3 separate regions of the Homo sapiens genome follow, and regions 1 and 2 are each linked to region 3. Evidence: chromatin loops called from intact Hi-C (ENCODE). Cell type or tissue: B cell. All regions are shown on one strand.

Region 1 (8,000 bases), 50 kb before region 3:
TCTGCCACCCGGGCCTGGTAATGTACCCCAGCTACATACACTGCTTCCTGAGGAATAAAATAGTGAGCTTCTTCTGGAAGTACTAGTCCAGGTCTATAGTCACTGTAAACTTGAGATGGTTCAAACATAGGATGGACCTGTATCTCACATGACTCTCCAGTTACTCTACTGGCTGTAGTACCCAACATAACTACGGCCTCTGGTGTCCAGTTAGTTGGGCTGCCACCAGGTGGAAGAAGACTTTGGCCAACAGTCCTCAGCAGGGGTTGGAAGTGGTGAGTTTGGGCTTCCAGGAAGGAGGTGCTCTTACGCCGCTGGGAAATGGCTACTTTCGGTGGGCAGGTGGGAGGTGGTGAAAAAGAAACTGGACGTTCATGAATAGTTGGGAAAAATATCTGTGATTCTGGGTATGTTGGGGTCCCCCCACACGGATGCGCCATGGACTGAGGCTGTATCAACATGAATAAGACAAGTAATTCATACATTCATATGTGAAATTACATCAGACATGCACAACTGGGTAGTTCTGTGTAACCCTATGAAATGGTTACACTAAATTTATAATTAATAAATAAATAACAATGCTTCTGGAAATTATGTGCATAGTAAAAATCCATTAAATACATCCAGGGCCAATGAAATCAATCTGTGGGCTCTTTGCTTTAGATAAGAGCTGCTTTTCCATAACTTTCCTCTCTCAAAGGAAATGGAAGAATTAAACTTTGTAAGTAATTATTTCGTTTTTACCCACACTTAAAAAGTTCACTCTTAAGCATTAATGTAAATTACATCAACAGAAAAAGAGTTAAAGGAAGAGTAAGAACTAAAACAAGGCATAAAAGCCCGACTAGTTCTATACTGTAAGAAGTGTGCTTTAATTTAAACTATTGAACTAACTTTCCCTATATTCTTATTACCCTGTGATATGTTAGAGGCCTTCAGTTTTATTTTCTTATCAATTAATAGTATGCCTTCTAACCAGAAATCAGAAGAGATTTTTGGTGGATAGTAAAAGATATATAATTTGACTAGTGACAGTAATGTCTTTCTCCTATCTCTCCCAAGCTAGATGATTAATAGTTTTATTATATTTTTACTACATGAAACATGTTACAGAGTTAAATCACAAAATGTCCATTTTTCTGATCATAAATAAGAGTTGCATAACCATGAAATTTCTTTTTTCTTTTTTTTGAGATGGAGTCTTCCTCTTTCGCCCAGGCTGGAGTGCAGTGACAATCTTGGCTTACTGCAACCTCCGCCTCCTGGGTTCAAGGGATTCTTCTGCCTCAGCCTCCCAAGTAGCTGGGACTACACGCGTGCGCCACCACGCCCAGCTAATTTTTGTATTTTTAGTAGAGACACATTTCGCCATGTTGGCCAGGCTGGTCTCGAACTCCTGACCTCAGGTGATCTGCTCACTTCGGCCTCCCAAAGTGCTAGGATTACAGGCGTGAGCCACTGAGCCCGGCCGTAACCATGAATTTTCTGATTCTGACATCCTGGTGTTCTAATCAACTGAAAAGGGTAATATAAATGACAGCCAATTTTATTTGATAGCACTTTTTATTCTAGAAGCAGTTCTAGATTTAAGACTAAATTTAGAAACACAGCTTGCCAAATGCAAACAATATACACTATAATAATTCATTACCCGCTGGGCGCGGTGGCTCACGCCTGTAATCCCAGCACTGTGGGAGGCTGAAGGGGGTGGATCACAATGTCAGGAGATCAAGACCATCCTGGCCAAACATGGTGAAACCCATCTCTACTAAAATACAAAAATTAGCTGGGTGTGGTGGCATGCGCCTGTAGTCCTAGCTACTCGGGAGGCTGAGGCAGGAGAATCACTTGAACCCAGGAGGCAGAGGTTGCCGTGAGTCGAGATCGTGCCACTGCACTCCAGCCTGGCGACAGAGCGAGATTCCATCTCCAAAACATAAATAAATAAGTAAATAATAGTAAGAATTCACTATCACAGCCTCCCCCGCTTTTTAAAAGAATTCAGTTTCATTCTTCCATAGGGAAGATCCTTATCGAGCTGGCAAAGTAGATCAACTGTTCACAATAGCTAAATAAGGATTTCTATTTTCAGTCAGAATGCTCATTTTATTGTTATTTACTCATGGTATGTCTCAAAGCCATAATAACACTGTATAGTTCTTCATTCTCCTAAGTAAAAATCTGAAAATTCTGGGGTTGCTAGTTCAGAAAGTTAACTATATTCTTTATTTGGAAAAGCAGCAAGGACCCACATGCTTAAAATAATTTTATAAGATAGATCTTTTATAAACATTAATGGAGCCAAAGAAAGTCATACATACTATATATGCATCTAATGCATTCATTAGAGCTACAGTCCCACCTTAGGTTGAAACCTAAGGAAAAAATACTTCCATGGGGGAACATTATGTAGTTCTTTGGTTTGCTGATACATCATCTTACATAAATGATTAAATTAAAATAAATGTTCACTCCAAGGTTATTCTTTGCTGACTAAGGTTATTAAAAAAAAAAAGGACTCATCCAGTTTTATTAGTGTCTCCTTAGAATAAAGTGAGGAGAAAAAATGTTTGGGTAATGTTTGATAAAATTTGCTTTTGATTAAGGCAATAACTTTAAAATTAATCCTTTTAAAACTAGAATATGAAAATGAAAGAATTTTATGTCGATAGGAAACAGGAAGATATAATGAAAGGTAAATTTTATTGGACACATGCTGGTATGTGCCAAGGACATTATAGGTATTCTCTCTCATTACCTCCTTGCTTTTTATTCCCCCTTAAAGCCTTATTACAAAAAAGTTTCCTACAGGAATAACTGGTATCCTAGAAGCATAATATAACCAAGTTTAGTCCTGTTCTTTATTCAATTTTAATTAAAATTCTTGTTGCCTGGATGTATTCATTGGTAATAATTGTTCATTTGTCAGAAGTTTACAGTTACATACAGTACTGACAAAGAGGGAAGGCAGGCTGGAGCGTCGGTGCTTGCGCTGAGAGGCAGAGTGCATAGGCAGGACACTCTCCAATGCTTTAGAAAGCTTTTCGGCAAAAGTTTCCTCGGGGCAGTCCGGAGGAGGGAAGGAGAAAGAGGTGCAGACAGTACTGGCGGTGGGGTGGAAGAGCACTGGGAGAGATGCGGGACACAGAGGCAACAGCAGAAAGATGGGAACACAAACCGACATGCTACGGCCACGACGAGGCTCAACACAAAACAAACACACACATGAAAAACACAGTACTGTGAAAACAAAATAAACAAAAGTACAATGATAACAGGGCATAGTTGCATGAAGAAATGTTCCATCCTCTCCCAATTCCACAAAGTCAGTTTTTTTTTTGAGGAGAGCTATAACTCAACATAGCACATCTGACAGATCACAACTATTCACAACTATTCTGCGTTGTCAGTCAAGGACAGGTTTAATGAATGATCATGATAATGATCAGTTATCATGCTAAATATTCTGAAATAACACCAAGTGTTACAAGTGTATGAATTTAAGAATGACCAACTGACTGAAGGGTGCAGACAGGGAAAACAATGAATATTAGCTTGCAACTTTGGCAAACTTAAGATTCAACAAGAATGAATTCTATTAGTTTAAAGTACATTAAAAGATACAGAGAATTTTAAGATTGGATTATTTTGCAAGAGCTCTGGAAACCTCAGAAAAAGATTCTCATTTCTATTTTAGAAGACATGAGATGGAAAGTTGTTGGCTCACAGTATTTCTTATACTTGCCACTCTTTATTTGTAAAGGTAAAAAAGTCATGATCTACTAGGAAAAAGTTTAGCTTTCTAGAAGAAATTCACAACTGGATATAGGAAATATTTTGTACTTTTACAAAGTAATCAATGGGAGAATATCTTCAATCTGAATCTCTAAATAATAATTTAGGCCGGGCATGGTGGCTCACACCTGTAATCCTGGCACTTTGGGAGGCCGAGGCAGGTGGATCACTTGAGGTCAAGAGTTCAAGACCAGCCTAGCCAACACGGTGAAACTGTGTCTCTACTAAAAAAAATACAAAAATTAGCTGGGCGTGGTGATGGGTGCCTGTAATCTTAGCTACTGGGGAGGCTGAGGCAGGAGAATCACTTGAACCCAGGAGGTGAAAGTTGCAGTGAGCCAAGATCACGCCACTGTATTCCCACCTGGGAGACAGAGTGAGACGCTGTCAAAAAAAAAAAAAAAAACTTAAAAAAATGTTCAGGCACAGGGTTTAATATGGCTATAAGGCAGTATGATCAATACCATAAAGGTTGTCTTGAATAAGACTGTTATTTTCCTTTTAGATGTTGTGAACTATGAAACTATGTTTTCATTTCCAAAACTTGGCTGTGTAGAATGCTTTGGGCCAAATCTGTGGCCCACCAATACCAAGTATTTACATATCATCATATGATTGTTTAGTTTCATTCCTGTTTTGATTTCTCTCTAGCCTTATTTCTTTTATTCTAATTTCTAAAATTTCACTTATAATTTGTCCATATTATTGTAAGCCACATTCCTGAAATGAGACAAGAATAGAATTAGACAAATTTTTAAATTCTCAATATTTAATAATTCTTCATAATACCTCCATAGAATACTGTCATTAAAAAGCAAGAACGTCTGCTTTTAGAGCATCAATAAATATAGCTAGATTAATGGCTCAAATAATATCTTCATGTCATTCTACTTGCTTTCTAAAATAGAGACCTAATGCTCCCCCATGATGAGTATAGACAAGAGAAAATTTTAAAAAAAAAGTCTTAGCAAAATCTAGTTATAATAATCCAGAAAAAAAACAATTAAAGGTAGAAACTGACAAGAAATGCTGACAAGTAATATTTGTCAGAACACAGAAATATATTTTCTGTGCAGTCTTTATAAAGTTCTTCTATTCTACCCTCAATTATTTTAAAGACAGAAAGTAGATTGTTTTAAAAAGTTAGTATATTAGTTTTTTATTTGTGTTACTGTGGCCATTCATTTTGAGACCTAGCCAAAGCAGGATTAAACGGACTCTGAAACAAATGAACATCTTTTATTCCAAGCTGTAGGATAAAAAATCGAACAAGCAGAAGTATTTTCTTAACAGAGAAAGATTTTCATTTAAAGAAGAGCAAGAATTCCACAAAGTTTAGATTAAAAGCTTTCTGAGAAGGGGAAAATCTGTCTGCTTAAAGATCTCACTAAACAAGTGCTGTACAGTGACAAGTTACTTATTTTCTAATACCTTTCAGAGGCAGATGACGTATTTTATTTTCCTCTGAGGTCAACAAAAGAAATGGGGTATTATCTGATGATCTACTTTAACATTCTCTATATGAGAAACAAGAGTGTCTAATGTAAAACACAGGATAATTGTGTGTGTGTATGTGTATACAAGCATAAAATGTTTCAGGAAATAATTTCTATAAGTTGATTCTGAAAATAAATCAGTAATAAAACAGTTACCAACTAAAGGGAAAAAGCAAAAGAACATATACTGGGGAAGGAACTTGTGTCCAACACAGACTTTAAAAGGCAGGAACACACACAGCAACTGATGATTAACTCAACACAAGCGCTAAATTAAACAGTCATTCAAATAAAGGATTCCCTCAATCTAGAGTACTCACATGCAGCATTCTATAATGGTTTGAAGGTCTTACCTGTGTTTTGTACAATAGGGAATCTTACAGGAAATACTTAGTAATCATTTTAACAAGCTTTTGAAAAACTCTTCTCGCCCCACCCGCAAAACATTTGTATGTCCAGCTTTTGTTGCTGTGAATAGTTTCAACATCTTAAGTGCTAAAGAGAGCGTTCCCTTTAGTAAAAATGCAGACTAATCTAAATCTTGCACATAGCTGCTTCATGTAGGCAGTTCAGCTAATGCCCACACATTAATGTCTATATCCTACTCTATAATAAGGCTTTAGAGACACAGCATTTTATATTTTCTACTTCAGACTCATACTGTTACTTGGTTTGTACAAAGAATTTTAATTTAGCAGACTATCCATTGGCTCTCATTGTAGTATTACATGCTCTTAAGCATTTACTTACCACACTTGAGGGTGGATATACCCCATGGGGCTGAGACTGTGCTTGGACAGTAGAAGGTATATGCCCTGGGACTGTGCCTGTAGAATGTGCCTGTTCATGTTGGGAACCATATGAAACTGTCTGTTGGCTGCTCACTCGAGATTCTGTGAAGACAGAGGATCCCTGACCACTGTCAACCGTCCCATCAGCTGAAGGAAAAATGAATCGCCAAAAAAAAGAGAGAGAGAAAGACAAATCACAAAATGGAGGTTCACATTTTCTCATATTTAGACCCATTATATTAGGGGTAACTAGTTATTCCTTGCACAGATTTGAACTAAATAAAAAATGAATTGTAGCCATATTCAGTAGATTTCTATATTTAAATGAGGAATCCATATGGCTATCACAGAATCTTACCACCTGAGGAGTAAGGGAAACAGCATGAAACACTATAAGCCTTAAATTTGACACAGCTTTCAAAGTCTTAATTATGGAGGCCAGGAGGTTCTCAGTATTAAACAAGTAATTAAATTAATAACCAGTGTTCTCATTAGTTTTTAGTCTATATACCATTCAGCTTTGCTAAAAGAGCTCAACCAGACTGATGGGTTCAATTTTAGTAGCCAAGCTTGTTCATTCTTCATTATTAAATCTGTTTTATTTAAATAAATTGTGAAAAGTAGAAATCTACAAATTGAAACCTCCAAGATGTTGAAGCTTATAAAATTATTTTGTATCCTAATCACATTTCCTTACCACCCCATCCTTCTATTCTCCTAGTCACAGATATAAGAATAAAGAGAAGCTAGACGACAACCATTTCAAATTTTGTATAATAGTAGGATTCATAATTCAAAACCAAAAAGCCAGTGCAAAATAACAAGAAGCTAAAAAAACCAATTAGGAGAATCATTAGCCTATCTGTCCACTTCCCAAGATACGTACATAACACAGATATACTGGGTTGCTGGTACTGTAGTTGTTGATGTTGATCTGCCTCAGGTTCTTCAGGTTCTACTTGTGTAGAAACTGAAGCTGAAGTGGTAGAAGCAGTAGGTATGCCGGTGCTAGCAGAAGGGAGCTGCTTGATTCCTGTCTGGGAAGCACTGGATTGTTCTACCTGCTGTTTGAGACTGCTCTCTTCCTGCTTTTTTTTTTCTTGCTCCTCCCGTACCAACTGCCGCTGCTCTCGTTTCCTCTTAATTAATGATACTCTGTCTTTGATAGCTTTAGCCATGGTCTTGTGATCACCTTCACAGACATACCCAGACTCTACCTACAGAATAAAAGGGTAAATTAAGCAGTAGTATATTGAAAGAAAACAACACCCCCCACCACCACCCCCCGCCAAAAAAAAAAAAGGCATTGTAAAAAAAGTAGAGAAGAGGAGGAAGAAAGAATTCTCTCAGGACTGGCCTTAACCGAACTGTAAAATCTGCATTATGCATTTCCCTACCATCTTTGTAGATACTTGAGGGGTGGGTACCACCATTTTTGCAGAAACTCGAAGGGTAGGTATACCTTCACTCCTTATAACAAACAACGAAACAATAGGGCAACTAAAACCTCAGTTCCTAAACCAAGTAAGGTACTCTGTTCTATTCACTGTATTTCCCCCTCACACGTAACCACTAACATTAACCTGTGTTGATTTCACTTTCTTTTACAAGGCAACTACTTAATCTGCTAAAACAACTGTGGTACGAATATGAAGATTTAACACTGCTCCTCCCCTCCAAAAAAGCAAAAAAGCTCAGACAATACAAACAGCTAACAATTAAACATAAGTAACTCATACCTGATCTCCTCTCAGAGGCAACTACCACTTTTGAATGGTTCTGATAAATCCGAGTAGAGATATTCTGAGTTATCTTTCCATAATAATCAGCTATTTTGGGCACTATGGCAAGCATAAATTTGGGGAAGGGTTTCCTTATGGAAGAGTGATCTTTTAGACATACTTCAAATAATAAT
Region 2 (8,000 bases), 200 kb after region 3:
CCAGAGTACGTTATTCACTGAATAATGTTAAAAACAGCAATAATATCTGAAAATTTTACCTGGGCACCAAGTGCCCAGAGAAAGAGGCACCTGGTGTTGGATGGACTTGAGTGTCAGGGCCCTGGGGTGAGCAAGGGCTTGGAGAACAAGTGACTTCAGACTGACCTGTGAGGGAGAGGCCCCTTCTTAGGAGGCAGGGCCCTGACCTCGCTGCCCAACAGAAGTTGCCCAATCTCTGTGGCTAAACAAAGAGAGCTGAGATGAGGAAACCAGAACGTCCTGGGGAGTGAGCGCAGAGCACAGAAAACACGGCGACGCCAGCGGGGCTGCAGCTGGGAGTGCTCAGCCAGCCGGCCTTCTGTGTAGGAAAGCCCTGGGGGAGCTCAGGGACCTGTGAGAAGAAGCACAGCAGCCTGAGCCTTTTATCCCCAGGAGCTTCAGAGCTGCACAGGCATCCTCTAATGTCAAGGCCAGAAAGAAAGGGGATGTGAACTGCTGCGCTTCAGCCAGGACACTTGCCTCATCAGCTGTTGTGGAGGCAGGTCTGGAGGCAGAAGGAATGCTTGGGCCACGGATATGCAGGGGCAGGATTAGAAGGAAGGATTCTCAGCACGCGGCCAGGGCTTTAGGGAAGGCTTCGTGAGGGGAGGACGTGCTCTGACTGCTGTGGGCTCTTCCCCCAGTGTCTTTCCTCTGTTGTCCTCTTAGCGCATCCCAGGCTTTACTACAACAACTTCGCTTAGATTAGGGACCTAGGGCAAGAACAGGGGGTGAACACACTTTTTTGTTTTTGAGATGGAGTCTTGCTTTGTCGCCCAGGCTGGAGTGCAATGGAGTGATCAGCTCACTGCAACCTCCGCCTCCCAGGTTCCAGCGATTCTCCTGCCTCAGCCTCCCGAGTAGCAGGGATTACAGGTGTGCGCCACCACGTCTGGCTAATTTTTGTATTTTTAGTAGAGACGGGGTTTCACCATGTTGGCCAGGCTGGTCTTGAACTCTTGACCTCAGGTGATCCGCCAACCTTGGCCTCCCAAAGTGCTGGGATTACAGGCATGAGCCACTGCGCCCGGCTGAGCACACTTTTTTTAAAGAACTGGAGGCAATGCTAGCTTTCCAAGTGCCTGAGATGCCAAGGTAAGCTTTTAGCGTCTTTTGATCCTTCATTGGTTCAACTAGGGATTCTTGTCTCCACACTTAGGTCACATCAGATGCTATTGTGTAGAAAGGTGTCTCATTTTGGATAAATCTTAAAGGTACAAGAGAGGAGAACACTAGCAGTTTCCTGACACCACTCAGAAGTCTTGCTTCTAATTTATAAGTTGGTAGCTAGGCCCATTTTGTAGTCAAGAAGTCCCTTTTCTTGGCATCGTGGCCTCTTTCCTATTTGGAGGGGGAATGGGGTGGGTTTCCTGCAACCTGCAGCACTGTCACCGTCATTACCCTGGGACCAGAGCAGTCCCACTCTTCACTGTAATGAAGCTCACGCACAGATGATCGTCTAGATTCCATCTCCAAACATTTTGTTCTGCCACCACCCAACGACCCAGTCTTATGTTCTCCCAAGACCAAACCCCTGGACCTACACACAGTCCTCTCTCTCAGGCAGTCTAGAATATTCAGCAGAATGCAAGAAGTCATGAGGTATAAACCATGGTGGGATTAGTAACTTACAGGACACAACCTGGTTACTCAGTGCAGCTTGACACAGTTTATCCCAATGGTAAGGTCATTACCATGGCCTTTGCTTCCTTCTTTCCTCCTCCAGCCTCTGTTCTTGGAGAAGTCCAAGTCAGCTCCTGGAGTTTTCCTGACTATAGGACTTTGCTTCAAAATCTAGTCCAGGCAACCCGTTGAAATGGCAATGCAGTCCTGGTTTTTTTATACTCAGAAGTTTCCTTGAACCAGTCCTTTACCTTCCTGAGAACTTCCTTTACCGCAACAAATTCTTATCAGCTTTCTCTAACTACTATACCTCTGGCCCATTACAAGTACTGCTTTCTGCAGCCCCTCACCCTAGCTAAAACCCCCTGGAATGATATTCTAGCTCTCCGAGAGTGTGCCTCACTTTTCCTTTCAGCCCTTTCCTCTCAGACACTTCCTACATCAACACAACTGCTCTGCCAATTGTAGGATTTTCCCTTGCTTGTCAGATGACCCTGAAAAGGGCATGTGAAGTCGTGTGAGGCACATTTCCTGTGCTTGGGATGCATGCAGCCCACAGGATGACAGTCCCACACATAGCCCTCTAATAGCCCATGGTACGTGCTGTACTAGTGGAGTGAAGCAAATGCTTTGGGAGAACTGAGAAAGAGGGATAAATTTAGCCGATAGGAGCTGAGGAAGGCTTCCCAAGGGCTGTGGCAGTGGAGCTGGGCTTTGAAGGGTGAGCAGAGTTTCTTTTTTTTTAAGATGGAGTTTCGCTCTTGTCGCCCGGGGCTAGAGTGCAATGGTGTGATCTCGGCTCACTGCAACCTCCGGCTCCCAGGTTCAAGCAATTCTCCTGCCTCAGCCTCCCAAGTAGTTGGGATTACAGGCATGCGCCACTACGCCCGGCTAATTTTTTATTTTTGGTAGAGACGGGATTTCTCTGTGTTGGTCAGGCTGGTCTTGAACTCCTGACCTCAGGTGATCCACCTGCCTCGGCCTCCCAAAGTGCTGGGATTACAGGCATGAGCCAGAGTTTCTTAGTAGAGAAAAGAACGAGAAGGAGATCTAGCCTTTGGAAAAGCTGTCAGTCATTTAAAAAAATCATGCTCCTCTTGGTAAATATAAGGTGTTCTCATTTAGCACCCTGATTGCTGAGATTTGGATGTAGCTTCCTAATGGGGCGTGCATATCTCCTTTGAGAGTCACTCATTTATCAGAGCTGAAAGATGACTGTAGGTTATTATTTCTATAATCCATAATGAAATCAGAGAGTCCTCCCCTACCTTACACATTCACACAAACCGCTCTCCCGACTCTTCAGAGAGACCATGGGAGTGCAGAATCCTCCTGTGGCTGGTGTCAGGGACGTGGGCTTGTGCGCTAAATGGAAGCAGTTAAGACCTCAAGCCTGCATCTTTTGAGCTCGGGACCACAGCCTCCATGAGCCAGCAGCTTCCTTGTCTTTGCATAACTGCTATTTGTTTTTCATAGAGCGCTGACAATGCACGCTGCCCGACGTGTGAAGACATGGTCTTGCCCCTAGGCCTCTGGGAACCTGAGCTAGACAGACACTCAGCTCTGGGTGCAAACACAGCTCAAAAAACAGGCAGGCCGAGCCCTGAGGTGTCAAGCCTTTGTTCCCTTCTTTGGAGGAAAAAAAAATGAGCTAACTAAGTGACTTCTCTGGATAAGAGGGAAGCAGGAATCCTCTTAGAGCACAGGTACTAAAGAACGTCTAGGCATGGAGGAGGAAGACATGTAGAGAGGCAAGTAGGGAATGCAAGGGGAAGAAGACAGAGGGAGGGAGCCAGGCCCGGCAGGACTGTGAGGGAAGAGTGCCATCTGCTGAGCCCCCCGTGGGCACACAGGCACACCGCCACCCCCACCCCACCATGTCCCCTGGGCATGAAGCTCACGCACAGATGATCATCTAGATTCCATCTCCAAACATTTTGTTCTGCCACCACCCAACGACCCAGACTTATGTTCTCCCAAGACCAAGTCCCTGGACCTACACACAGTCCTCTCCCTCATGCAGTCTAGAATATTCAGCCGAATGCAAGAAGTCATGAGGTATAAACCACAGTGGGATTAGTAACTTCCCAATACCCATGGACCCAAACCAAGCTGAGCAGGTGCCTGTGGAGAAGGCTGGAAAGTCAAGGCAGCAACCATCGCTAAGGATGGTCTTCTTTAGGAGGCAGTAGGACATCGTGTAAGAGACTGTTCTTACTAGCCACGTGCTATGGACAAGCTGCTTGGCCTTTCTCCACCCCACATGCCTGTGGCTTCTGGAAGGGCTTAAATGAATAGCACCTGGAAAGAAAATGCCAGTGTGGGGCCTGGCACATGGTGGAGGTACCATCATTGCTCCTTCCAGAGAAGAAAGGCCATTTTTAATTAATTAATTAATTTATTTATTTAATTTATTATTATTATTTTTTGAGACAAAGTCTCACTCTGTCACCCGGGCTGGAGTGCAGTGGCGCGATCTCGGCTCACTGCAAGCTCCATCTCCTGGGTTCACGCCATTCTCCTGCCTCAGCCTCCTGAGTAGCTGGGACTACAGGCGCCCGCCACCACGCCCGGCTAATTTTTTGAATTTTTAGTAGAGACGGGGTTTCACCGTATTAGCCAGGATGGTCTTGATCTCCTGACCTCGTGATCTGCCCGCCTCAGCCTCCCAAAGTGCTGGGATTACAGGCGTGAGCCACCGCGCCCGGCCTATTTATTTATTTTTGAGACAGAGTCTCGTTCTGTCTCCTAGTCTGGAGTGTAATGTCGCAATCTTGGCTCACTGCAACCTCTGCCTCCTAAGTTCAAGCAATTCTCCTGCCTCAGCCTCCCAAGTAGCTGGGATTACAGGTGCCTGCCACTATGCCCAGCTAATTTTTTGTACTTTTAGTAGAGATGGGGTTTCACCATATTGGCTAGGCTAGTCTTGAACTCCTGACCTCAGGTGATCCACCTGCCTCAGCCTACAAAAGTGCTGGGATTATAGGCATGAGCCACCGCCCCCAGCCCATTTATTATTTAAAATGCGTGATGAGATTTAGAATTATAGAGAAAGACCCAGAAAAAGGAGAAAAGGATACATTTTCATTTTTCTTAGGAGCCGCAGATATGCTTGATTTGACATAGCTGTCACAGGGATTTTGCTCATTAGCATGGGGAAACTATTCCTAGTGTGTCAGAGCACCCCCAGATTGGGCCAGCCAGGGATGGCAGGGGAGGAGGAGTGAACCTGGGAGTGCTGGGCTGGGGTCCAGTTGAAACTCTGCCACTGAATTGCACGCTTTGGACATGTCACTAAGCCTTTCTGGTCACACCTTGCCTGATGCCTTTTGTCCCTTTCACCCTGATTCTGTGATTCCATGAGGCCTGTTTAGCATCCCTTGGAAGACCCATGGATTGATTCACCAATCAGCCGATCAGGCGATCAATCTGTCTATCTACCTAGTTCACCTCAGGACCTTCTATGATTGCAGTGACGGAGAGGACCCGGTGTGCCAAGGGTGTGCTGCAGACACATGGGTCCTCTGGTTTTGAGGATACACAGATCTTTACAAGGATCAGAAGAGACTCAGGCACTTTGGGTTACGGGTGACAGAAAGGAACCTAAAGCATCTGAGACCAAAAGAGGGAGTTTATCATAAAGTGTCAGGATCTCTCCCAAGAACCACACAACAGGGAGATCAGGGAGGTCATCCAAGTGCCTGGGCCAGAACCTCGAGCCCTACCAACCCAGACAGCTCCTTCCCTCTGCTTTTCTGGGGCTGCCTGGCCTCTCATTTTTGCTTCTCCTGGTGCATCTTGGTTCATGTAGTCCGTGGAGGTTGAATAGCAACAGTGAATCTCAGTTCCAGATTAATGGAAGGGAAAATCTGATTGGCCCTGCTTGGACAGGACTCCCGCCCCTACTCTACCCAGCCTGAGCCAGATATTCCTGGACCGGATATAATGTCACCAGGCTACCTCCTAGGTGTGTGGAATTGGGGGTTTCTCAGAGAACGGGAGGTTGCGACTGCCCCGACACCCCACAGAGTGTTGTGTTAGGATGCAGGTTTCACTGACGCAAGACGCCAAATAATAACAGCTTAGACCAAAATGGAAGTTTATTTCTCGCCTGTGTGTAATAGTCTGCGTGCAGACAGTCCAGGGATAATACAGTAGCTCCACGGTGTTTGGGACCCAAGCTCCTTCTAGCTTGTTGCTCTGCTCCTGGGATATGTACCTTATACACATGATTGAAGATGCTCACCACAATCTCCACATTCCAGCCTGGGAAAAAGGGAGGGAGGGGATAGAGAAGACAGGTGCCTTCCTTTTAGGGCCACAATTCTTCTTGCTAAGTTCTCATTAGCCAGACCTTGGTCATACAGCCCTGCTGCTGCAAGACGGATTGGGAAATGCTGACTTTAGCTAAGTGGTCATGCATCCCGTCAAATATTCTACTATCCTGCAAGAAGGTCAAATAGATATTGGGGGGCAACCTCCTACAACAAGTAATAATGGCCTCGCTTCCTGGAAACTCATGGAAGTTTTTCTCTCTTCTGACTTCTAGCAGGTTATTTATTGCCAAGAAAGAGGTATGGTGGGTATGGGAAGAATATCTACAGGGAAATGCTTCCAAAGGTGTAACCAGGAGGAGTTTAGACTAAATGATTTCTAAAATCCTTTCTTACTTTTATGCCACTTCAAGAAAGCCCTGGGAGCCGGGCACAGTGGCTCATGCCTATAATCCCAACTTTGGGAGGCTGAGGCAGGCAGATCACTTGAGGTCAGGAGTTCGAGACCAGCCTGGCCAACATGGTGAAACCCTGTCTCTACTAAAAATACAAAAATTAGCTGGGTGTGGTGGTGTGCCCTTGCAATCTGAGCTATGCAGGAGGCTGAAGCAGGAGAATTGCGTAAACCCAGGAGGTGGTGGTTGTAATGAGCCAAGATCGTGCCACTGCACTCCAGCCTGGGTGACAGAGCAAGACAAAAAGAAAGAAGGAAGAAAGAAAGAAGAAAAGAAAGAAAGAGAGAGAGAGAGAAAGAAAGGAAGGAAGGAAGAGAAAGAAAGAGAGAGAGAAAGAAAGAAAGAAAGAGAGAGAGAGAAAGAAAGAAAGAAAGAAAAAGAAAGAAAGAAAGAGGGAAAGAAAAAGAAAGAAAAGGAGGAAAGAAAAGAAGGAAAGAAAGAAAGGCAGGCAGGCCTGGGGTTGATGTGCCTCTTCCTCTATCGTAACTTAGGGCACAGAAAAGGAAGTTCTTGGGACAGATTGCAGAACTGAATTTGGTAACACAGAGTTCTTTAAAGAATAGATGTCCAGCCTAGGTGCCGTGGCTTATGCCTGTAATCCCAGCATTTTGGGAGGTTGAGGCAAGTGGATCACCTGAGGTCAGGAGTTTGAGACCAGCCTGGCCAACATGGTGAAACCCCGTCTCTACTAAAAAGACAAAAAATTAGCCAGGTATGGTGGTGGGTGCCTGTAATCCCAGCTACTTGGGAGGCTGAGGCAGGAGAATCACTGGAACCTGGAGGGCAGAGGTTGCAGTGAGCCGAGATTGCACCATTGCACTCCAGCCTGGGCAACAAGAGCGAAACTCCGTCTCAAAAAAAAAAAAAAAAAAAAAGAATAGATTTCCAGTGCTGTGGTTGTCCTTGTCATAGCCCAGTTCTGCTAAACAAGGTTGAGTTGAAGTTGTCTCCTTCAGACTCTAGAGCCACATATTAAGTCCCTGCCTGGTAACCCCCTCCTGTGGCTGGGCTGAACAGAGTCGCTCAGAGCAGCTAACCCACCAGTGAAGCTGTGGTGGGCATCTGCTGCATGCAGGGCCCTGGGCTGGCCGCTGTGGGGACCCACGGGGGCAGAAGGCTGTGCTCGCTGACCCTTTTCCTCTCAGCCACCAGGCTGACCTCATTTTCCGTTGAGACTTCCTGTTCTCCAGTAATTGCTTGGTGGGGCAAGAGGCTTCAGTTCCAAGTCAGCAAATGGGATCTGAGTCATGATGTATATGGTAAGTGTGCCTCTGGCCACGGGATCTTCACCAGCTCAGCACTGGGTGCTGGGCACTGGGGACTGGGCAGGTGAAGAGGGCTGCCAGAGGGGCTGTTTCACTCACGCAAAAGCATTGATTCTGTGTCTGCTGGGTGTCTGGCAATGTGTGTGTGCATGTGCACTTGTCAGGATGGGGAAGGCAGGAGGATGGAAATGACTCTGCAAAGTTAGAGCTCAAAATGGACTTTGTAGCTTTTGGCCCCAGTGATGCCAGATGAATTAGGCTAGTAGGACAGCTGGGAGTGGAAAGAGGCCCAGACTCAGAATCGACTTGGATCATGCTCTAGCTACAACAAAAATGTGTGACCT
Region 3 (8,000 bases):
GATGATCCTCGAAAACACCATGCTAAGTGAAAGACGCCAAACACAAGGATCCATAACATACTTTGAGTCTATTTATAGGACATATCCTGATTAGATAAATCCATAGAGATGGTAAAAAGTTGGTAGTTGTCAGGAGCTGAGGGTTGGGAGAAATGGGAAATTGTTCCACGGGCATAGAGTTTGTGACATGAAAAGCATTCTAGAAATTGCACAGAAATGTGTTTGTATTAACACTACTGAACTATACACTTAAAAATGGTTAAGATGGTAAATTTTGTTATGTTTTTTACAATAAAAAAATCCCATCCACGAATGGCTGGTCCCAGAGATCAGGCAGTCCAACCACTTGTTTTACATACACATGGGGAACTGAAGCCCAAATAAGGTTAGCTATTTGCCCAAAATCACAGTTGGTCAGAGGCAGCGGTGGGAGCAGTCACAACTTCTACTGCAAGTCTAATGCTCTTTCTACTTAATAAACCCTCCTGTTGGCATAAGCCTCTGAAGCTCAGAAACTGAAAATTTCTTTTTAATTGTAAAAAGAAAAAGAACTTAGATAATGTGCAATTAAAGAAAAAATACGCTGCCTGGCTGGAGGAAGGGAAATGCAGAGTAACTGCTTAATGGGCACAGAGTGTTCTGAGGTGATTAAAATGTTGAGTAACTTGATAGATGTGGTACTTACAAAACATTGTGAATGTACTAAGTGCCACTGAATTGTACTTTCTAAAATGTTAATTGTATGATATTTGAATTTCATGTCTATTTAAAAAAATACATCTAAATTTATCTCAACTTTTAATCCAAATTTTTTTTCTTTTTCTTTTTTTGAGATGGAGTCTCACTCTGTCACCCAGGCTAGAGTGCAGTGGCACAATCTCGGCTCACTGCAACCTCCACTTCCGGGGTCAAGCGATTCTCTTGCCTCAGCCTCCCGGGTAGCTGGGATTACAGGCGCCCGCCATCATGCCCAGCTAATTTTTCGTATTTTTAGTAGAGATGGGGTTTCACCATGTTGGACAGGCTGGTTTCGAACTGACCTCAGGTGATCCTGACCTCAGGTGATCCATCCGCCTCAGCCTCTCAAAGTGCTGGGATTACAGGTGTGAACTACCACGCCTGGCCTTAATCCAAATTTTCTGACTCATACATTCCCATCTTATTTTTCAGCTATGGGTGTTTTATCTGTTTCAATGTAAATATACATAGAGAACAAAGGTAGAAACTCGAAAGGTCCAAAAAGCACGCATTTTGGAATTAATTCCCATTCCTTCCCAATCTGCCTCTCCAAATGCTGCCAATGGTCCTAGTTATCCATTCTTCCAGAAATGAATATGAATGTTTTCAATCTACTTGCTTAGGAATCTGTATACATTCTCAATCAGAATTCTTAAATTCTGAAATTTTTCTTTTTCTCATTCTCTCTACTTTTTCATTTTTATTTTTGAGATGGAGTCTCGCTCTGTCACCCAGGCTGGAGTGCAGAGGCACGATCTCGGCTCATTGCAACCTCCACCTCCTGGGCTCAAGTGATTCTCTGCCTCAGCCTCCAGAGTAGCTAGGACTACAGGGAAACCCCTTTTAGATAATTAAATCTATCTGGGTCTTCTCACTACTATGTCATCCTCTTTAAATATTTTCTGTCTTTTTTGTGTGTTCTGTTGCTCATTTCTTCGTAGTTAATATTCCTGTCAATTCAATTCAGTCTGCTGTTTAACCGTTAGACCATTTATGTTTGAATTTTAATGTTCTTATTTCTAGAAGTTCTTCAGAAGCTTTTAAATTATGCCTGTCTTTTTTTTCTTTGGTGTCTTTTTCCTTCAATTCCTTCTTTTCTCTTTATACACTTCATATACACTTACAAATATCTTTACTGACATCATTATGTAAATAATTGTTTGTAATCACTTTCAGACTTGTCCATGATATCCTTAATTGTTGCAGTGCTATTTTCTGGTTGTGTCTATTCACCTTCATTGGTGTGATTTGTAATTTAATTGTGAGGTCATCTTCTTTGGAAACAGTTTTGCCTCTGGACACTGACCAAGGAACTGTGAAAATGTCCCCGGGAGTTTTCTTTCCGTTCCTGATCAATTATCATGTATGTTCTTCGGTTTGGGATTCCTGTACCAAGTAGATGGTACAAATTTATGTTATAGCGCCATCTACATATGAGATGGAAGAATACCAAACAGGCTGGGCACCGTGGCTCATGCTTGTAATCCCAGCAGTTTGGGAGGTCAAATCGGGATGAGGCCAAATCAGGATGAGCTCAGGAGTTTGAGAGCAGCCTGGGCAACAAAATAGACACTGTCTCTACTAAAAAAAAAAAAATTGTTTTTTTATTAGACAGGTATGGTGGTGAGCAACTATAGTCCCAGGTAGTGGGGAGGCTGAGGTGGAAGGATTCCCTGAGCCCAGGAGTTTGAGGCTGCAGTGAGCTATGATTGTGCTGCTGCACTCTGTCCTGGGCAACCGAGTGAGACCCTGTCTCCAAAAAAAGAAAAAGAAAAGATTAGTTTACAGAATAATTAAGAACACTGGTAGCATTTGATGTGAATTTCTATTTTTCATAGGTCTCCCCTCTTATCCACAGTCTTCTGCACACAGGTAAAATTCCTTGCAGCTTTCACTGGCTAGAGCACTGAGGTCTCTCTTTTCACGGATAGTTCAGTTTTTTGACACAGGCTAAGTTCTAGCTCCCCTCTCTACCTAGTTCTAAGGCTTTCTGTCCTTGCATGGACATTAAAACTAGCATCAACTCCTCAACCAATATGTGGTCTAAAATCCCAGAGTATAAGTTCCTGTTTTGGCTTTGAGTTATCTCTGCTTATTATCTGGAGGTTAACCTTTCTTTCCTTAAAGCTTAGACACGTATTGGAAAAAACTTTTATTATATTCCACATTTCAGTTTGTTGGTGTGGGACAGCCATTCCACAGGGGCTTATTACCCCACTATGTTACCCAAAGCTCCTCAATATAGTTTTTAAAACAAGTAAACCATTGTATTTTAGAGTAATCTTAGGCATGCCAGACAAACTGTTGACAACCAAGTAAGTATCCAAACCAGTGGAAAGAATCTCAAGATGTACACATAATTATTACCACATAATTCTCCTTAATTCATTCAAACACTTATTATTCAGTATTAGACACTTCCAGTAGAATGTGATATCTAGCACTTGTTCATAGTACTAGGTATATAGTGCTAGTTAGCACATTCTAATGGAAGAAAAGAGAGTATCAAGAAGCCTGACTAACTAGGATAAAGGTATTGCCATAAACAAGAGTGGAAGTTGGATAAAGAAATTAGAATTTGCAGGACAGAAATGATCTGTTCATGTTTCAACATGCTAACCGTAAGCATTTCAGAAAACATGCAAGTGACTATATCCAGGTGCTGTAACACTGTATTCCAATGATCTGGAATTAATCAGCTCAGCAGTATTAACTTTAACAATTAATAAAGAATATATGCCACAGTGATAATTTAAAAATATCCAATTTCACCAAATAAAAAATTTATACAAGGTAACTTACTACAGGTTCTTCTCTGAGTAAAAACAGATCCTCTAAGATACCAGGGGTCCCCAACCACTGAGCCACAGATCAATATCAGTCCATGGCCTTTTAGGAACCTGGCCACACAGCAGGAGGTGAGTGGCAGGCGAGCAAGCAAAGCTTCATCTGTATTTACAGCCGCTCCCTCACTGCTCGCATTACCACCTGAGCTCTGGCTCCTGTCAGCAGCATTAGATTTCTCACAGGGCCATGAACCCTACTGTGAACTGTGCATGCAAGGGATCTAGGTTGAGCGTTCGTTATGAGAATCTAATGCCTGATGATCTGCCCTGTCTCCCATCACCCCCAGATGGGACAGTTGAGTTGCAGGAAAACAAGCTCAGGGCTCCCACTGATTCTACATTATGGTGAGTTGTATAACTATTTCATTATATATTTTAATGTAATAATAATAGAAATAGAGTGCACAATAAATGTAATGTGCTTGAATCATTCCAAACTTCCCCAGCCCCACCCCCGCACCAGTTCATGGAAAAACTGTCTTCCATGAAACCAATCCCTGATGCCAAAAAGGTTGGGGACTGCTGCTCTAAGAAACCTGGGATTACAAAGGCATACTCCAACACTTACCAAAAGCTCTTTACAATAAGTAACGGGAAATTTCTGCATTAAACCTATTTCTGTGAAAGGAATGATAGATCTAGCTATTTGGGGATTAATTTCTGATGTTATGGGAAATGGAACTAAAAGTATTTTTTAAGTGATAACTGTCACAATATAATCTGCATCTGATATAAAAGTTGCAGGGATATAGCAAAGCACAATACAAATGAAAAAAATAGGTAGTTTCTCAATAAACCTTAATCTCATTTTAACCACTAGAGGGCTACCTTGACATTTGATTTCTGATTCCTTAGCCACTCTTTTTTTTTTTTTTTGGAGACAGAGTCTCACCTAGGCTGGAATGAAGTGAGGTGATCTCAGCTCACTGCAACCTCCGCCTCCTAGGTTCAAGCGATTCTCCTGCCTCAGCCTCCCAAGTAGCTGGGGTTACAGGTGCACGCCACCATGCCCGGCTAATTTTTGTACTTTTAGTAGAGACGGGGTTTCACCACGTTGGCCAGGCTGGTCTCGAACTCCTGACCTCAGGTGATCCAACCTCAGGTGATCCGCCTGCCCCGGCCTCCCAAAGTGCTGGGATTACAGGCATGAGCCACCACACTCGGCCATAACTTCTCATTTCAATACTTACCAAGAAATAATTATCAAATCACTTTATATACTAGAGGACTTTGTGGGCAAGGAAATATGCTAATACAGTAACAGTTGGAAGGACTGTTCCCTTCTTAGGCTGAACAACCAAAGTGAAACTGGTAGACCTGAAATTTAAAAAATCAAATTCTCTCATACTTCTTGGTCAGCTTTTGTAATACTGATGAACTTACGTTTTAAGTGTTCCAGACGTCATAAGTTCAGTCACCAAAACAATGCACTTCTTTCCTTTTACTGTGGATTCCCAGGAATCATAAAATCTAACAATATTGGGATGCTGAAGACCTTTTAACATTTCAGCTTCTTCTTTAAATCTCTGCCTCTCAGACTTTGTTAATTTTCGATCCTAAAATCAAAAACCAAAACAGAATGTGGTTTAAAATGATAAAACACCAAATCAGACAGTTAATCTTAGACACTTAAACATTACTAAATCATGATCGATGGTGTTTAAAAAATGCAAATGCTGAAGTTATAAATGATAGATTTGGATTATATACATTCATGCTTGAGATCATTTTAGTATCTTTACTGTTAATGTGTAACTCAGATATAGTCTCATTTTTGTAAGGTGCAGTTAACTTTCCATATCCAACATAAGTCATCAATTGCTAGACATGCAATTTAATGTCAGGAAATGAACATAGGCTTTGGAGGCAAAGACCTAAATATAAATTCCAGTTCTATCTTTGCCTTGATTAAAATCAATCTATCTTTAACCAAAACATTGTTTTTATTTTTGTTTGTTTGTTTAAAAGACAGGAAGTCACTCTGTGACCAAGGCTGGAATGCAGCGGTGCTATCATAGCTCACTGCAGCCTCAAATCCTGGGCTCAAGGGATCCTCCCACCTCAGCCTCCAGAGTAGCTAGGACTACAGGCATGTGCCACCTTGCCCGGCTAATTTTTTAATTTTTTGTAGAGATGAGGTCTTGCTATGATGCACTGGCTGGTCTTGAACTTCTGGTGATCCTCCTACTTTGGCATCCCAAAGCCTGGGATTACAGGTGTGAGCCACTGCATGAAGCCTAATTTTTTTTTTCTTTTAAGCAATAACTTAAATACTCAAGTATTTGTCTTCAAGTCAGGAAAATTCTCAGTATCTCTCTAAACACTGTCTCCTCTCATTCTCTTTTTTTCCCCTTCCAACTCTTCTTTTCTTTTTAAACAATTTTTAAATGTGTGTGAGTATGTGTATAACTTTAGTTTATCCTTAATATCCTTTAATTTCTCTCTCATTTTCCATTTCCTTCTGTATGCTACTTTCTGGGCAATGTTTTCTGATCTACCTTCCTGTTCATTAATTTTTCTCTTCAGTTATTACATCAATTATTAATTGAACTTTAAGGTTCTCACTCTGTCGCCAAAAGTACCCAATAAGGAATGTAATAAAAGGAAACCAAGTTACTACTCCTGTTTCTACTCTGCCCAATAGCATTAAAACCAATGGATACTATGTACATGCCTCTTACATAACACTTAATCACAGGCAACATTATATTGACTCTTATCCCCCATAGAATAAGCCCTCAGAGGCTTTTTGTCATGAAAAGGCAGTGACAAGATACCTTTTTGTGTTCTATCTTTAGCACCTGACAACCTAGCATAGTGACTTGTTCAACAGCCATTTGTTGAATGAATTCCATAAATGTCTTTTCCCCTCAATACCCCTTTAAAAGTGTGTGTGTGTGTCCTTAATAAGCAGTTAGCATTTCCCCAAGGATAAAAAATTCCTGTGACTTAAAAGAAAAATGAGAATTGAAATTGGGCCTCTGAGTCTCAGTTAAGTCCAACACAACCCATACAGAATGATCAACTTGCAAAGGTCCCAGCTTTTGATTTTTAAAAATGGTTTGTAAAAGCTTATTGTAAAAAAGCTGCCAACTACTTATTTATAGCAAAGCATAGAGGGAAAAAAACGGGGGACTTCTTTGCCATCAAAAATCCGTATTTAATTTTCCTTGAGAATACACTGAATGACAATCTAAAAATTCCATAGAAATATTTAGAATATTTTATCTCTAATTTGCCCAGAAGACATCTATACTATAAATACAGGCTACTTTATATAGCTAAGTGTTTTTATCCTTTCTGAAAAGTATTATTTATTTTAAGGGATCTGAGAACCCCTGCTTAATGTTTGAAGTTAGAAATACAGATGCATGACAACAGATTATCATCAACAAAGCAGGAAATGGGGGAAACCTAAACAAATAATTTGGGGCTTCTTTCAATAGTTTGTCTACTTGTTCCATCTATAACTGAATATTGTTTTTTTTTTAATCTAGGAACATTTCATAAAATATCTTAGAGAAGTACATAATTTTAGCACCCAAAAGACTTTAAGACAATAATAAAGTAGATCAAAACTAACATAAGACACAGATCAGAAGGAACACCTGGGGTTTTAAAAATAATTTTTGCCAAGTATTTGCCATTTACTAGTTGGCTGCTTCACTTCATTTAATCCTCAGAAAAATGTTGTGAGACGAACTGACTCACAAAATTTTATTATCTCCCTCAAATTCACATGAAAAACAGAACTAAGAGACAAATGAAGATTTGGTTCAAAGCTCATGTTTCAATGACAACAAACAAACCCTAAATATTTTGCAAAACTTCTAAAATAATTTTCTTCTCAGAAGATCCACGTTTGTTATTATATAATAATTATTGAAAAGAAATAGGAACTTTATACTAAATTACAGCTGAAGGTAAAATAAGAGGAACCATATATTGTTTAAATATTACCAACTGTCAATCAAATTATCATGAATACAATGATAAAATTTTAAAAGACCGTATCAAAAAGTAGCATTAAAACATCAAGTGAGACTTAGAATGGATTAGCCACTGTTGCTTTTTAGAACCTTCTCTTCACCATTATGGAGCTGGATATTCCTGGGGCCTTAATATACTATACTATCCCAATTGCAGCATTCATTACCTTCAATATAAACTAAAGCTGATACAGCTAACCCATTCTATTCATTTCGTTCATTTCTTTCCATCTACATTAAGTTGTTTTGACAGGATAAATGAGCAAAACCAAGGATCCGTGTCACATGACCTCTTCATAACATGCACAGTTCCAGGCTGCTGGGGGTGGGGTGGGGGTCAGGCAACAACTAAAACAATTGCTCATCTCAGTACTACCCAAATTACAGTGCTCAGTAGATTATCCACTGATGTAATTTCTTCTGGAGT

What was found. A loop is a pair of places that touch in the nucleus more often than their neighbours do. Peaks named below come from ENCODE experiments on the same cell type or tissue, not always from the same donor. Only the 100,000 strongest peaks of a DNase experiment are listed, where the experiment ranks them.
Region 1: it touches region 3 in a loop (1.9-fold over the local background); 14 of 110 quality-filtered maps call a loop at or near these places.
Region 2: it touches region 3 in a loop (14-fold over the local background); 14 of 110 quality-filtered maps call a loop at or near these places.

Annotation. Positions count from the first base shown.
Region 1 is chr12:860,315-868,314 of GRCh38, reverse strand. It overlaps WNK1 (WNK lysine deficient protein kinase 1), which reads right to left. Exons shown (of 28, transcript NM_018979.4): 7 at 6,972-7,302; 8 at 6,045-6,232. Among named protein-coding and RNA genes, the nearest start is that of RAD52, 85 kb to the left of the region's middle. In B cell, no CTCF peak of the experiment used is centred here; no DNase peak of the experiment used is centred here; H3K27ac peaks cover 484 bases.
Region 2 is chr12:609,996-617,995 of GRCh38, reverse strand. All of the region lies in intron 1 of NINJ2 (ninjurin 2), which reads left to right. Among named protein-coding and RNA genes, the nearest start is that of NINJ2-AS1, 17 kb to the left of the region's middle. RefSeq lists an enhancer at 7,564-8,000. In B cell, CTCF peaks have their summits at 2,676, 3,215, 3,479 (motif pointing left) and 6,891; DNase peaks (open chromatin) are centred at 3,495, 6,895 and 7,385.
Region 3 is chr12:810,782-818,781 of GRCh38, reverse strand. It overlaps WNK1 (WNK lysine deficient protein kinase 1), which reads right to left. Exons shown (of 28, transcript NM_018979.4): 2 at 4,968-5,140. Among named protein-coding and RNA genes, the nearest start is that of WNK1, 62 kb to the right of the region's middle. In B cell, CTCF peaks have their summits at 2,132, 2,148 and 4,401 (motif pointing right); DNase peaks (open chromatin) are centred at 390, 2,161 and 4,421; H3K27ac peaks cover 3,075 bases.